2 separate regions of the Homo sapiens genome follow, and region 2 is linked to region 1. A link is a loop called in an ENCODE intact Hi-C map of the cell type or tissue named here. Cell type or tissue: A673. All regions are shown on one strand. Links, peaks and the distances in the headings refer to the core of each region. The heading gives the core; the rest is flanking DNA. Region 1 overlaps GALNT13 (polypeptide N-acetylgalactosaminyltransferase 13). Region 2 has its middle 78 kb from the start of KCNJ3.

Evidence for each region. Hi-C counts contacts between places; a loop is a spot of excess contacts. Peaks named below come from ENCODE experiments on the same cell type or tissue, not always from the same donor. Only the 100,000 strongest peaks of a DNase experiment are listed, where the experiment ranks them.
Region 2: it touches region 1 in a loop (6-fold over the local background); 24 of 110 quality-filtered maps call a loop at or near these places.

What each region holds. Positions count from the first base shown.
Region 1 is chr2:154,450,034-154,455,425 of GRCh38, forward strand. It overlaps GALNT13 (polypeptide N-acetylgalactosaminyltransferase 13), which reads left to right. Exons shown (of 13, transcript NM_052917.4): 13 at 378-3,946. The coding sequence ends at 518. GALNT13-AS1 (GALNT13 antisense RNA 1) reads right to left here. Exons shown (of 5, transcript NR_161181.1): 3 at 4,505-4,609. Among named protein-coding and RNA genes, the nearest start is that of GALNT13-AS1, 4.7 kb to the right of the region's middle. RefSeq lists an enhancer at 1-127 and a cis regulatory region at 48-61. In A673, for the core only: a CTCF peak has its summit at 3,070 (motif pointing right); a DNase peak (open chromatin) is centred at 3,098; H3K4me3 peaks cover 243 bases.
Region 2 is chr2:154,618,283-154,623,674 of GRCh38, forward strand. No RefSeq gene overlaps it. Among named protein-coding and RNA genes, the nearest start is that of KCNJ3, 78 kb to the right of the region's middle. In A673, for the core only: no CTCF peak of the experiment used is centred there; DNase peaks (open chromatin) are centred at 2,429 and 3,049; H3K27ac peaks cover 478 bases.

The sequences.
Region 1 (5,392 bases), core at 104-5,103:
GTTACTGAATAACACATGCCTAAGAAAACTAAGCTTTTGCAAAAGCTTGTTAATATTTGCAGTCCTCAACTGAACTCGGAGCTCACAAATGGGCTTTTTGCAAAGGAGCCTGAATTCTTGGCAATGCTTGATAAATGTCAGTCAGTTTCTTTAGCCATCTGCAAATAAAGGTATATTAGACAATGATGACTTCATAACAGTCAAAGATGTATAATAATTAATCCAGGGACACCTGTGCACAGTTCCTTTTACAAAGCTATCACAGTGTATTATACTATAAAAATCATAAAGGATTTTTTAAAGAACAGATTTTATCTGATGTGCTAGCAAAGCTAAAGACGAAATAAGCTGCACTGATTATTGGTTATCTTTTACAGAGACTCACGTTGCGACATGTTAACAGTAACCAATGTCTCGATGAACCTTCTGAAGAAGACAAAATGGTGCCTACAATGCAGGACTGTAGTGGAAGCAGATCCCAACAGTGGCTGCTAAGGAACATGACCTTGGGCACATGAAGATCATGTCCTCCAAGCCATGAAAGTGTCTACGCTTTTGTTTTTCCATTATTTCAATTGGGGGAAAATATTAACTTTGCTGAATTGAAAGTTTTAAAAATCCTTTTAGTATTCTAAAACACAATTGTTTCTAATTCGTTTCTAGAAATGTTTGCTTATTTCCCTACTAAAATTTGTATCTGATCAAAGCACATAAGAATATAAATAATAGCAAACTACTATTAAACAACAGAACAACTTGTAAAACAAATTGTGTTTGCTTTAAGAAAAATGTTTATTGCACTCATGTCATAGGGTTAATTGGAGGTTATTTTATTTTTGGTTGTCATGGTGATTGAAAGAGATAATGTAAATGCCTTATAAAATCTTCATTATGAAATATTATCAGTTGCTTTATAAACTCACTCTTTTTATGGATCCTTCATGGAAACATGTTTGATTTCTGTGTCTACAACAGGGCCACATATTAAATTACTTCTGAATGGTGAATTCATCTTACAAAATGTTCCAAGTTTTGGACAAGGAAAAACATTACATTGGATATTGAATTCATGGAGCCTTTACAGAAGCATCACATTTAAACCAATGTGAATTCAAAAAAGAGAAGGAAACTTTTTAAATTCAATTTAGAGTACATAAAAAAAGAAATCCGCGAAGCATTGAGGGGAACAAGATGAGTCTAATCCGCAGCACTTCGATCACTGTGAGAGAACTCAAAGTGGGTTGCAATCATTCCTAACACAGGCTGAAACTAAACAATCTTGCTCCTAGAGTTTATGTTGGATACTCAATTCTTAACCAAAATCTTGGTCTCCACAAACTCTACCATCCCTTTTCTCTTCACTCTATAGACAGTGGCATGCCATTGATGCTGTACAGAATTGCAGGTGAAAGGGAGAATTTTAGACTTAATTTTTAACTCTATTGCACTTAAAGATTTTAGTTAGGTTACCACTGTCATTTTCATTTTCTATGTTAAAGAATACCTTTCAGTGCTGTGCTCCAGTATCTAAAAATTTTATCACCAGGGGAATAAACTCAATACACATTCATTAAACTTTTGTTGTAATTAAACTGCTATATATTGTTTGCCATATATTATGGCCCAAGGAATATAGTTATAATCAGGCTACATTCACATTTTCTTTTCTCATCTTAAAACCCTTTATGTTCAAAATACATTAGCAGAGGCCATGAAAGTGAAAAAAAATCAGATTTTTGCTAGTAAGTTTTTATATTTGACATCATTTTAAATGCTCAAAGAGTTGCCCTATATATGCATGTTATCCATTATAAATGCACTCAGCAGCTAAGAGAAATTTGAGAGGAAAAGTGGAAGAAGTGTTTTCTGGAGCAGAAGATTCCACTTCTTTGGTCCTCATCTTTACTTAAAAAGCTCTTATAGAAAGGATTAATCATTTTGACTGCATACAAACTATGTCTCTGACATGCACATACACTGCTTTATAATGAAAATGAGGACACTTTCTGATGGTCAGTAAAATCTTAAATGATTTTTGCCACTGGTATTCCTTCCTCTTTTGACTTTTTATTGGTACAACTGTAGGGAAGAATCTACAACCTGGAGCATTTCAGGTTTGCTCTTTAAATATAGACACCCCTCACCATGAGCTCTCTGTGAATCCGTGAATTTCCTAAAATTGTAAGCAAAATGTTGAATATCAGGGCATTTTTTTTTCTGAGGTGGGAGTATGTCACTCACAGCAAACTTGGAAAGAAGGCTATGACTCCCAAGAGGCAGTGAACCATTGCCTTAAATTAATAGCAGCCTCTCAAGTCCATTGAGGCCTCATGTAAAATTCCCATTTTTCATCTTTACACTCCTTTTCTCCCCTCATTTCCTCTTCTCCTTACTAAGGTAAAAAGACCCTGCACAGCATTATTACTTAAGTTGAAAAAGCTTCAACTCTCAAGGACTCATGTATACCATATGTTCCACTTATTGCTTTGTTAGTCAAAATGCATGTTATGTAGAAAATGGTCAATGGCAAATTTTTATAAATACAGCTACCCCATCAAAGCTGAACTTGAAACGTTTTAGCAGAATTTTAAATATGTGAAAGTTCATTGTGGTCATGGTGAGAAAACTAAAACTACATGAGTTTCATGTTAGAAAAGAATTTTTAAACAATCTTCAGATGGCTTGAACACGTGCCATTATAGTATCTAACAAAAAGTGGCATAAAATATTACAAAACATCCAACACTAGAAAGCAATGACTAACATTTAATTTGTTTACAAAAATGTTTATTGTCTTCAGTACAAAAAGTTAAAACCATGATTGGATTCATAATGCACTTGTCTTATCCCTTATTTATGGAGCTAGACTGACATATTTCAAACCAATCTCTTCTGTGGTCTTCTCCATCTCAGTTAATGCAACTTCAACCTTCCAGATGCTCAGGTCAAAAACTGAAAGTTGCTTTTGACTCCTCTATTTCTGTTTCAACTCTCGTCTAATCCAACAGCAAATCCCCTTGATGCTACCTTTGAAATATAACTAGAAAAGAATGACTTGCCACCATATCCACTAGGTGTCACTACCTCTAACCTTTTTAATCGCAATATGCTTATTATTTAGTTCCCTAATTTCCCAGTCCTTGTCTTGAACAATCTTTTCTCAGTACAACAGCCATAGTGATTCTGTTAACCATGAATTTGATTGTGTCACTTCCCTGCTCACAATCTTCCAATGACTTCTCCCTCCGGTGGCCTTCAAGGTCCTTTATGAGTGTTACCCCTCTACACGTCCACACCACTCACCACACATACATACACATGCACACACACACACATGCAATTCTACCTTTTTCTAACACCATCTCTTATCTCTCATTATTCTGCCTCTTACTTACCCTATTATGGCTCCCAAGAAAGTTCCTGCTTTAGTGTTTTGTTCCCTCTGCCCCAGAGAGCTCCCCTTAGTGATCTCAGTTCAAATATTATCTTATCAGTAAGACAAACCCTTCTCCCATCTGCCTTCCCTATCCCCTGTACCTGACAATCTATGAGTTTGCTTCTTTATTTCTGTCTATACTTCCCCCTCCCCAGCCCCAAACATGCCCATCACATGCCCTAGAAGGTAAGTCCCATGAAGGCAGGGGCTTTGTCAGTTTTGTTCATTTGGTATTTCTGGCATATATATTCTCTAAATATTTCTTGAATTAATGAACTGAAAAATGTGTGTTAAAGTTGCTAAGTGTAACTGTATCATACTTTTTTTGTATTTTAAATTTTAAAATAAAGGCTAATATATTTAGACAGGATTTCCAAAAACTTTGTCTTCAAATTTTAATTTTCTTCCTAATATTCTTCACATTAAACTATGGACTCTAATTTTCTGGATAAAATATCCTGCCTTATGGAAATGAAATATGAAATTTTATTAAAATGCTGCTATATTACATAAGTTGCTTCATTAAGCTAAAAATGGTTTTTATTTTTTGGTTGTGTCCAATGGCCACTTGAAGGTATAAGATTTTGACTTTCAGAGGAGAGATATCACTGTCTTAAAAATTATGTATTTTCATGATTTCTTAAGAACTATTACTAAATTTATCTTCTAAGTGCAGTCAATGGAATAAACACAGAGATTTTTAAAGGACTTTACAGATGACCTTGTCTTAGTTTCTCTGTTTATAGATAATAAGACTGAAACCCAGATATGTAATATAACTTTTCTAAGGATCATATATCTAAAGTGGTGTTGCCTGGACCCCTTATTGTTAATATAAACTAATACTGTCACTCAAAAAATTATAGAAATGGAACAATAATGGAAAAATATCTTCATTAAACATGTTATGGGGCCAGGCATGGTGGCTCACGCCTGTAATCCCAGCACTTTGGGAGGCTGAGGTGGGCGAATCACTTGAGTTCAGAACTGCGAGACCAGCCTGGCCAACATGACGAAACCCTGTCTCTACTAAAAATACAAAAATTAGCTGGATGTGGTGGCACGCACCTGTAATTCCAACTACTTGGGAGGCTGATGTGAGAGAATTGCTTGAACCTGGGAGGCAGAGGCTGCAGTGAGCCAGGATCACACCACTGCACTTCAGCCTCAAGACTGTCTCAAAAAAAAAAATTATGATTAGTATATTGATTCTTTAGAAATATTTAAATTCTTACTAGTCATTTAAATAAAATTAGTTCTTTAAAATAATACAAGCACTAAGACCTACAGCAGAAATAAACTAGAAACAGCATGATTACAGGAACATCCAAGCATCATTTGGCAAACTGGGTTTCAGGGAAGCAAAGCCTTTTCAGTAGTAACTAATGGAACATACTCACTTTCATTTTCCTTCTAATTATCTTCAGGTTAAAAGTAAGGTTTGGCCTACAGCTTGCACAGAGAATTAGACCACCTATTACTGTGAAGATTAGGTTCTATGTTATGGAGCTTCAAAGACTGCAGGGAAATCAGCAGAGATTTCTAGGCTTCCCAGTGGAGCTCTGTAAACTCTGGTAAACACAATCCATAAATTTGATTTTGCCATGGTGCTTAGAAACAGTCTAATAAAAAGGAAAAAAGTGTACAGAGAGAGAAAAATAACTACACTAAAACAGAACTGTTTTTACCTTTTTAAAAAATTTGGTGGGAGGTTAGGATCATATTCTGAATTAGTTCGGTAAACCTCAAAATACTGTCTCCCACCGCACATGGTTTCACCACTTAAGAAATGATGATCGTATCTGCTCACAACCATTTTACTTGCATCTCATTTACAGATGCTAAATCTAGTCTCAGAGGAGGCAAAACATGTATGCATTCTTAAGTTATAAAGTGTACTGATTTCACAAATATGAAGAATTTTAGAAATTCAAATTTTTAATGGATGTGTCACCA
Region 2 (5,392 bases), core at 236-5,235, 170 kb after region 1:
TAGAAGAATAAGTGTTGCATTTCCATTATAATTACATAGAATAGTAATGATGGTGTGTGGTAAACATACAATTTTTGAAGCTGGTGTTACACTGATGCTGTTTGACATTTAGTACTAATACTCTATAAACGGCTATTCGATAAGAACAGGAAGAACTTAAATTGGACATTAGCTAGTGAATGACTAGAAATTCTATCAGGATCTGTTCATTTAATTTTGTCTTGTCCTTTCAGAAAATGAATCTATAATTTATAACTCTCAGGAAAAAAATATTGAAATCTTCACATAGCTCTATTGATTCAAATTTTAAGATATATAGATGTTAAAACAATCTTATAATAAAATTATCACACCATTAAGATGGTTACCAGGAAGACTTCAGCATTTTTACTAGTTCTTTGTTTTACTTTTTTCTCTTAGTGGTTTTTTTTTTTTTTTCCCAGTCTCTCTAATTATCACCTATTCCATCTATAGGCATCTTAATCAGTTTTGGCCATACACATTTACTCAGAATTCCAGAAGAAAATTAGATTGTATAATACATGGTTGATTTCCCTTTATGTTAGCTTGACAAATAGCAAGTGACAAGATTAGCCATCCAGGAATCCACAATTAAAGACTATGGTTTAATTATAACCATGTTAATCAGACTGGCAGAATTTTTTGCCCAGTCCTCTGATAAACCAATAACAAAAATTACCAAAGTCTTCTTTGGTATAAAGAGAGGCAAGGATAATTTGTGAAAATAATAGCTTTTGCTTGAAAGATATAGAGGTTTACTCATTATGTTTTCTAGAATGTTTTCATTATATTTTCTAAAATAAGAGAATTAGCTTATGGTGTGAGATTCGGGGTTCTGGATTTTTAGAATTTTAACTGCTTTCAATGAAAAAGATTCATTATGCACAATACTGTTGTTATGACCATTTTACTTTTTTTTTTTTTTATCATTTACAAACAAGGACAGCACATGTTTTAAGTGATGCTTCTTTGCACTATCCATGACCTGTGAAACTGCTATTACCATCAGTGAAAGGATGAAGGAAATCATCTGACCTTGGAAAATAGTAACCATTTACCTTTAGTCACCAACACTTTCTTGTGATGAGATGTTCTGTTAGTGGCTGTACTTATACTTGTTATCTCAGTGTAAATGACTGTGTACTGTTTCCTTCATACACTGATTTGCAGATGTGCAAATTAGAGAAGTCTACTAGCTAGCATTCCTTTTCACCCAAACTGCAGAGGAGAGATGCTTTCACTCTGTTAGTTATATGATTACTTTGCTGAGACCATTTAATGCTAATATGCGCTTTTGTCTGCATTCATCTTTTTGCTTTTAGTTCTGCCAGCATAGTCAGTTGTTACCCCCTCCTCATGTGCCTCAGCCTTGCTATTGGAGCCATCTACCTAGCTGACTTAATCTCTATTTCCATAGAAAATAGACATGTACAAGTTTAGTAATTCCCTATGACATGGCAAAAAAAAAAAAAAAAGCCCTGTAGAGACTTGTAAACTATTCTTTAAAAGCACCTAAGAATGAAATGTCACATTGCATGATAAGAATAGTTAGTGATGCCTGTAATCCCAGCACTTTGGGAGGCCGAGGCGGGCGGATCACGAGGTCAGGAGATCGAGACCATCCTGGCTAACACAGTGAAACCCCGTCTCTACTAAAAATACAAAAAAAATTAGCCGGGCGCGGTGGCAGGTGCCTGTAGTCCCAGCTACTCGGGAGGCTGAGGCAGGAGAATGGCGTGAACCCGGGAGGTGGAGCTTACAGTGAGCTGAGATAGCGCCATTGCGCTCCAGCCTGGGTGACAGAGCAAGACTCCGCAGCCCCCACCCCCCCCCCCCCAAAAAAAAGAATAGTTAGTGATGTGACACAATTAATGGTCTATGCTAGAAGTGCCATAGTGAGGCTTTTCATATTTTTAGTCATCAGTCATTCATTGAATATGTATTAATACATGTGTGTATTAGAGTTCTCCAGACAAACAGAACCCATAATATATATAAAGATATAAAGAGAGAGACGTATTAGGAGGAATTGGCTCATGAAAGATTACGGAGGCTGAGAAGTCCCACAATCTTTCTGCAAGCTGGAGGCTCAGGAAAGCTGGTGGTATAGCTCCAGTTAAAACCTGAGGCCTGAGAAGCAGTGGAGCTGATGATGTGCTTCCAGTTAAAGGCCAAAATCCCGAGAAGCAGGCAGCTGCTAGTGTCAGTCCTGGAGTCTGAAGGCCCAGGAACCAAGATCACTGATGTCTGAGGGCAGGAGAAGATGAATGTCTCAGTTTAAGCAAAGAGAGCAACTTCGCCCTTTCTCTGCCTTTTTATTATTTTCAGGCCCTCAATAGGTTGAATGGAGCCCATTGGTGAGGGCAGATCTTCTTCACTCAGTCCGCTGATTCAAATGCTAATCCCTTCCAGGAACACCCTCATAGACGCACCCAGAAATAACGTTTTACCAGCTATGTGGGCATAGCTGAACTGACACAAAAGCTGACACAAACTGACACAAAAGCTTAACTCTAACAACAACACATCTTTCTTTCTTTCTCTCTCTTTCTTTTTCTTTTCCTTCCTTCCTTCCTTCCTTCCTTCCTTCCTTCCTTCCTTCCTTCCTTCCTTCCTTCCTTTCTTCCTTCCCTCCCTCCCTCCCTCGCTCTCTCTTCCTTCCTTCCTTCCTTCCTTTCTCCCTTTCTTTCTTTCTTTCTTTCTTTCTTTCTTTCTTTCTTTCTTTCTTTCTTTCTTTCTTTCTTTCTTTCTTTCTTTCTCTTTCTTTCATACCATTAACTGTTCAGTCAGAAAGTAAAAGTCATAATAAAGTATTTTGATAGACATTATAGTCTACATTCAGACAGACCTATGTTTGAATCCTGACCCATTCTCTTACTAGTAAGTTTACTTAGCTTCTATGAAATGGGTTTTACCTTTTGGGATTATTCTGAGGATATGATAAATTGATAAGCTTAAAGTGGCAACCAGGGTCTTACTGAATCTGGGTCCCACTCTTGGGTGTGTAGTTGTGGGAAATAAGCTACTTCCTGAAGCTCTAATGCAGATACATTTATATCGTAGATTCCCTGAGGACTGTAAATCACATCGCTATGTTGAAGATGTTTGGTGTTAAGGACATAGCAGTACAGGATTGTGATGCCATGGAGCTAATATAAATAGGATAAGTAGTTTCATTCTATGTATAGCCATGGGCAGGAGGAGGTGGATGTCCCTTTGGATATTTATGTCATACCTTAAAAAATCACATTGCTTCAAAAATAATTTTCACTTTATAATTCATTTATACTTACTTTTTTATTAAGTAACTTTCAGTCATATAAAATAAAATTTACAATGGTAATGATAATAAAAATAGAAAATCACTAACTAGTAAACAAGTGGTCAATATTATATATAATATAAAATTATATATTTTATATATAATGATATTATTAATTATTAATTGATATATATTTTAATATGATATATATTATAAATGTAAAAATACATATGGTTTTATATGTGTGTGTGTGTGTGTATACACACACACACACATATATTTGCCTTTATGTTAGTTTCCAAGCTCCTTTTAACCAGGGTAAGATTGGCAAAACAAGTTGCAGTATTTTATTATCAGAAGGGAGGACATATATATGTGTGTATATATATATATATAATTCATTCAGTTGAAATAAAATTTTTCACATGGGACTTTGAAGCAGACATATAAAAGGCAATCTCATCAATGATAAATTTATGAAAAATATAGAAGCAAATTTACTATAACTATTTCAACTACTTTACAAATTCTGAAGATACAACAAGTGTTTACAATTCAGTGAGAATTATACTAAGAAGCACTAAGATAATGTGATCCAGGCATATGTCTTTCTGGTGGTCCAAGCAAGAAGTGAATGCAAATGAGAAAATACTGATTGTAGTAGATAAAGAATGGAAAGTATTTCCCTTAAACAACTTTCCATCTGCTGAAATTTTAAGAGTGAGTGATTTGATGTGGCTTAGTAATGTCAGTGTTCTACAGTGCTAAGAATAAAATTAGATTCTTTAGAGACTGAGATGACATTAGGAAAGTCAAGAAATATATCTATTGTTCTGTCTTCATTAAATATCTTCTACCTCTATGTATGTGGTTCAAGAGAATCCCAAAATTGTGTTTAATAAAGGTTTTACAAATAGCTTTTCTACATTCCTTTATCTGTTATTACATTTGATTGGTTTTTAATTGTTTTTGATTGTCTCCCTTTCCCCTTCTTGGAGCATCTCTCGCTGTACTCTCTCCCTGACTCTCGGTGATTACCCAGGTCCTACTTCCTTAGTAGATGAGGCCTGTGTTCTTTAGTTCATCAATTGCTTACACTTCTAACTATAACCTTATCTGATTCTCAACTATCTCTGTCTCCTTGCCTTTAATCACAAATGGTGCAGGGTACTTCTCTTTCTTCAGGTCAAACCAGGTCAACTCAGGGCAATCTCCTGTGATCCTGACTTCCATCTCTTAAGAGACTGTGAGCTCTTCAAGGTCAGTTATTATGTCCTAACCACTTTGGTCTTCTCTAGCAGGTGTATAGTTGGCCTCCTTATGTCCCCTGGGCCTTACCATCTGAATCACTAAACTGGACGTTCTTTGCTTGGGCTTGCTCTAGCACCTGTGCACTCTAGTCACATGCACTGCATGTGGAGATCCTAGAGAATTAATCCCTCCCTTCCCCCAACCCAGGTTCAGCCCTCAAATGATGACTTCTAAAAGTTGGTATATACATATTCCAGCCCTCTTGCTCCTCAGGCAGGATAACTAGGATGAACGTGCTCTACACTGGCTACCAGAATTCACCAGCCTGATTCAATTCTAGTTGACCCACAGTAATGCTTAATAATGTACCTTTCATCAGTTTTCATCTTTTCCCTGTTTCTCTTTGCTTTCCACTTCCCCTACCCAGGTGTTTCCCTGGATCACTTCCCAAGGAAATAACTTGCAAACAAATCTTAGTTTCTGGGTTTGCTTTCAGGGATATATATAAAAAAAAATGTTTTCTACACCCAACTCTGAGACTATCACATAGAGCATTATAAGTGTTTGTTGAGTGAATAAATGAATAAAATTAACAAATCATGAATCTTGCCATGTTACTTGAATTCATATGAGCTAAACTGTATTTTAAGGTTTTAAATAACTCAGCTACTATTCTTGCCATATTTGCACTACACGTTATTCAGTATCTTGTCTGTATTGTAGTAAACTTAGATTATCTTTGCTATAAATTGCTTTACCATGTCAATACATATTCTTTCATGTTAATATTTTTCTAGATTGTAAAACATTCCCAGATTAAAGCACGTGCAGTCTACATGCCAGGAATGGTTCACAAAT